2 separate regions of the Homo sapiens genome follow, and region 2 is linked to region 1. The links are chromatin loops, found by intact Hi-C in ENCODE. Cell type or tissue: PC-3. All regions are shown on one strand.

Region 1 (2,500 bases):
ACAGGCAAGATTGTGCCACTGCACTCCATCCTGGGCGACAGCAAGACTCTGCCTCACCTAAGTGAACCACATTAAGAAGAATTTGCTAGTCCTGTTAGTCTCCCAGCACTAAAAACAAAAACAAAGTGCTGCATTTCCCCAATCTGAACATAAACTCCTAGGCAAAATTTGACTAAGGTAATGGAGGTGTGCAAAATTCTGGAAAGGAAATCCAGAATGGATACCCACAAAGCTTCCTGAGCTCAAAATATACCACTTTCTTCCGTTTATAGATTTTGACTTTCTGGAACATCTACTTTATCCTTACAACAATCTCATGAGGTAGAAAGGCTACTAAAAAGATACATGTCATCACAGTTCATCAACAGAAATGCTACCAAGAGCAGAAGTGCTTTTTAAAATTTCCTTATACCTTCAAACTCAATTAGGTTTATTTTGAAAAGGATCTGGTCTTATTTAAAAACCACACACCATACACATGGAGATAAATAGGCAGTATATATTTAATGCTGCTAAGTCCTCCTGAGGTCAAACTGACTCTAAAAAGCAGCTGTTCTACAGGGCTAGGCTGGAGTTAGGAGTTCTGGGTTCCAAGTTTGATTCATTAACAGCCCCCGGGTGGACCACCGCGCAGCTGTAAAATGGGTCAACATACCCACCCAACTCCCACAGTGTTCCTCTCAGCATGAACGTGGAATCTTTGCTAAAGGCCTCCACAAAAGCAGGGTGAAATTAACTAAGTCCTAGAAGGTATATCTGAATGAAAAAGAAAAATTTTAAAGTGATTAAACCACCAGAAGTATCAGACACTTTCATAACAATTCTATCCCATAGTCTCTGAAAAGGGGGAAAGAGATGAAATACCAAGCAAACTAGAGAAAAACAAATAGAGCATTTAAAAGCTTTATCTAATTACCCCCACTGAGACGTTTTCTCTTCACTCTGGCTGTCTGACAATGCCTGTGGGGGTTTTCATTCTCTTTCTCCACCCACCCTCATGATGTCTGCAAGCCCTCAGGTGAATCCCTGCAGGAGCAGTCAGGACCCAGTCCCCAGTCCCCGGACTTCACAGAGGTTTTCGAATTCTCTTAGCTTTACTGGCTTGAATCACACTGAACAAACAATCTCCACCCTCTCCCATGCTTTCGTCTGAAGCACCTACTCACAGTCAGCCACCTCTACTGATGGGCAGACTGGCTAACTTCAGTACCCTTGAAGTCCCACCAGAAATAAGATGCACCGATCGCTCCCAGTCTCCTCCTCCCCATCCGCTTCACCCCAACCCGCCACTGCCAACGGCAGAGTGCAATCCCCAGCTACACTCGGCTGCAGTTCAGACCACGCTGAACACCAGAGAACGTGACAAGAGAAATTGGGCGGAGCACAGTCGATGACATTGCCGACAGGACTGCTAACAAAAAAGGAAAAACCCCTCTCCACCTTCCTCATTCTTTTACCTCCGTAGTAATGAAAACAACAGTAGTTTTCTTTTCTGTATTCTGCCTTCTATGGGAGTGGGGGAAATGAAAAATAAGTGATGCATTTCAGAGAGCACACCGTATGCCTCCCTCTGGGTTTCATACGGTGTACCTTTTACCTTTGATATAAGGTACCTGCAACCCTGCAACCCTCACCCCCCTGTGGAAATCACTGTCTGACCCTTGCTCTTTGAAAACTGCCATGGCTACTTCTACTCAAAAATCACTGTCTAAATCAGGAAAGAAAGAGAGAAAAGAAACAGAAAGAAAATACATTTATCAATTTCTTAATTATATTTGGACATAAAAAATATGACTCAACACTGCCTGTTCAATAGGTCAGATGTACAGAAATTAACCTTGAAGCAGGGAAACTTTTGGCTTACAACAGGCTTACCATTCAACCAAGAGATGATAGTTACTCATCATGGCTTCAATTAGATTTCAACCATTTTATCTCAATGAAAAACTTCAAGATACTTGAACATACTTTTGGCAGAAATGTAATGTACATCACACCTATTTTTGTTTTCTGACATTTGGCCAGTCCTTCCAAAGATACTCTGAACCTAATATAATTATTTTTAAAAAGATAGCTATGAACTGGGCGGAATAAACTGCACTAGGGAGGTGGAATGAAATGGAGGAGAAGCCCTATCAAAACCTAATCTAAGGGAATGGTAATCTCAGTAAAGGGGGAAAGAAAGCTATTGTCCCCTTATCAGGACAGACTACATTGCATACTTTCTACTGATACTAAATTGCATTTCTATCTTTGAATACAAATCTGTTTCATGCGGAATAAAAGACATAACTTTATGGATTATGCAGAATTTCCAAAACAAACCATGGAATCAGTTATTAATACTAGAAATAAGAGGGTACTATACACACAAATCCTCAGGAAGGTTCAACCTGAACACACTGGTAATAGTCAAGAAGTCCACCAGACAAGCTGCCATCTGACACCACAAGGCTGGTCATAGAGTACTGAACTTCAATTAAAGACACTTACAAAAGAA
Region 2 (2,500 bases), 300 kb after region 1:
TTATTGATTTCTTAGAGCAGGTGAACCCACAGGCTTGGGATCCACCTCTCCCTCAGAGCTCTGCCTTTAAGATGCAAAAACAGCACAGTGGTTCAGGTCTATAGTCCCAGCTACCTGGGAGGCTGAGGCAGGAAGATTGCTTGACCAAGAGTTTGAGACCAGCCTGGGAAGTGTATTGAGACTCTACCTCTAAGAATAATTTTTCTAAAATAAGAGAAAGAAAAAAGAGAAAAGATGCAAAAACAATTAAAACCTTTCTCAAGTAATTTTGAGCCTTGTTTTCTGGATTTACTTGATTAAGCCAGTGCCGGAAGCCTCATTATGGGATGGATATTCTTGCTTGTCATCTGGTCTAGCTGTCGAGTTTATGTCAATTAGCTAGAAAAGTCCTCAAACACATATTGACATAGAAAAGCACCACTCTGCCTTTTGTATGTTGTGTTTTTTTCTTTGACTTCTGAGACGAATAAATACAAATGAGCGTGTTAGAGAAACACTAGCAAAGACTTAGCATTGATTTTATAAACTACCAACTCACAAACAGTTCAGCTGTGGTCCTGGCTGCTGCTGATAAAGAGACAATCAGTTGGACAAATAAAATGTGGACATTTGAAAAAACAAACATGCCAGACAACCATTTAGTGATGAAGTATTGTGAAGGAAGAAGCCGTTTCCTTTGAAGCCGAGTGCCCAATTTTGCTTTCCGGGGTGCACGTGAAGCTTCTGTTAATGACAGCTTTGTGTGTGCATCTGAGGGTGGATTTCTGCCTCAAAAAGAGAAATGACGAAGGTGATGAGGGCGTGCCTTGGACAACAACTGAACTATTGTCCTGGCCACCCCCTACCTCCTTCCTTCGTTACTGGATCCCTGGGCTTACCCAGTCACTGTGATAAGGCAGCAAGCACAGAGATTTTCCCTGGAGGCTGGAAGTATTGCCTCTTTCCCCTCCTCCTCCTCCTCCTCCTCTTTCGCAATTGCAGCAACTGCTCCCACTGAGACCCCATCCCATCCTGTGCCACCTGGGATTCTCCTATTTCAAAAGAAACCCTTGCTGGAACAAAGCCTTGAGAGGAAATGAGTACAGAGAGAGCGAGTCATTTCCAGGGAGGAGCCCTGTAAGAACAGACGTCAGACTATGACCTCACCTGTCCCTCTACCTGCAAAGGACCTATTGACATCAATTGCATCCTAGACCTTGGCCCGGCTTCCAAATCACCAGGAGCCTCTTCCTTGTTTTCCTAATAGCTCCAGATAACTTTTGTAGGGAGTACTTTTGCTTTCTGTTTTCAAACCACCGTCATTTCCTTATACTCTCTACTTTTCTTTAGCAGGAAAAGACCCGAGATCACAATGACGTGATTTATATTGATCCCTAGTTAGTCATCAGGAATGTCTGAGTGAAGAATGGAAAACAAAGGGATGCTTGAGTTTACAATGCCCGAGTGTCCCTCGTGGAGGGAGTGCTGCCTCTGGATCCAGGATCAGCAGCTGTGGAAACATCTCCCTTTTGCAGAGGGTGGGTGCTGCCCGAAGTGAGACCCCAAATTTCATTCAGAGGATTTCTTTTCATTTGCTCCCTTTGGGCTGTGATTGTGTCAGGCTTCCAGCATTTTCTGCACCCAGGATCAAGTCGAGTTGGAGGAGCTTATTCTGACTTAGTCTATGTGAACACTTTGGCTTTCCCAGGTACAAATCAGCTCACAGCCTGCAGAACAGAAACTGACAGCGCGTCAGAGACCTGCATGACAGTCCTGGCTTCCACTCTGGCCTCTCAGTTTCCTCATATGTTCAGTGAGTTCATCATCCTTCTCACACAATAAAGATGAAGACCAACACCACCTGACATTCGTTGAGTATTTACTAGGGGCCAGGTGTTCTACTAAGTGTTTCCAATTCATATTCTCATTGAACCTCCACAACTACTCGATGAAGAAGGCATAATCTCTGTCCCCATTTTATAGATGAAGAAAGTGAAGTCTAGACATAACTTACCTGCCCAATGTCACACAGCTGGGAGTTTGCCAAATTAAGATCCAAATCATGATTTTTTTTAAATTCGTTGCAATAATCTCACTATACTATCTCTTGGAATCAGTAAAGCTCTATTTATGTATCTAAAATTTTTGGAGGAAGATATACTTTTCACTTCCCAGAAGCCTTGAGATCCGCTGCCCACCCCCCCGACCTGCCCCCACCCCTGGCACTTCTGGTGCTGGTGGGAGAGAGAGGTGGTAGGCAAGAACCCTGTGCTAGGAGCAGGCAGCCTGGCCCCAGGTCCCCTCCTTATCAGGAATCTCTGCACACCTCAGCCTGGAAAGAGATGACCTGGTTGGTGATCTACCGTTAAGACCCTGAGATCAACCAAGAGAGGTGCACCTGCCCAAGCAGGACCCTGCCCTTCCTTCCCTATGAGGCCCCTCCCATCCTCCAGTCCTTGTACCTGCCACTTCTTCTGCCACAGGGCTCTCCCTGCTCTCTGACCACCTTAAACCTCTCCTG

The links. A loop is a pair of places that touch in the nucleus more often than their neighbours do. Peaks named below come from ENCODE experiments on the same cell type or tissue, not always from the same donor. Only the 100,000 strongest peaks of a DNase experiment are listed, where the experiment ranks them.
Region 2: it touches region 1 in a loop (3.0-fold over the local background); 7 of 110 quality-filtered maps call a loop at or near these places.

What each region holds. Positions count from the first base shown.
Region 1 is chr6:7,111,697-7,114,196 of GRCh38, reverse strand. All of the region lies in intron 1 of RREB1 (ras responsive element binding protein 1), which reads right to left. Among named protein-coding and RNA genes, the nearest start is that of RREB1, 5.0 kb to the right of the region's middle. In PC-3, no CTCF peak of the experiment used is centred here; a DNase peak (open chromatin) is centred at 1,116; H3K4me3 peaks cover 2,179 bases; H3K27ac peaks cover 2,209 bases.
Region 2 is chr6:6,810,155-6,812,654 of GRCh38, reverse strand. No RefSeq gene overlaps it. Among named protein-coding and RNA genes, the nearest start is that of LINC03055, 74 kb to the left of the region's middle. RefSeq lists enhancers at 248-1,189, 578-1,777. In PC-3, no CTCF peak of the experiment used is centred here; a DNase peak (open chromatin) is centred at 1,024; H3K4me3 peaks cover 1,190 bases; H3K27ac peaks cover 2,500 bases.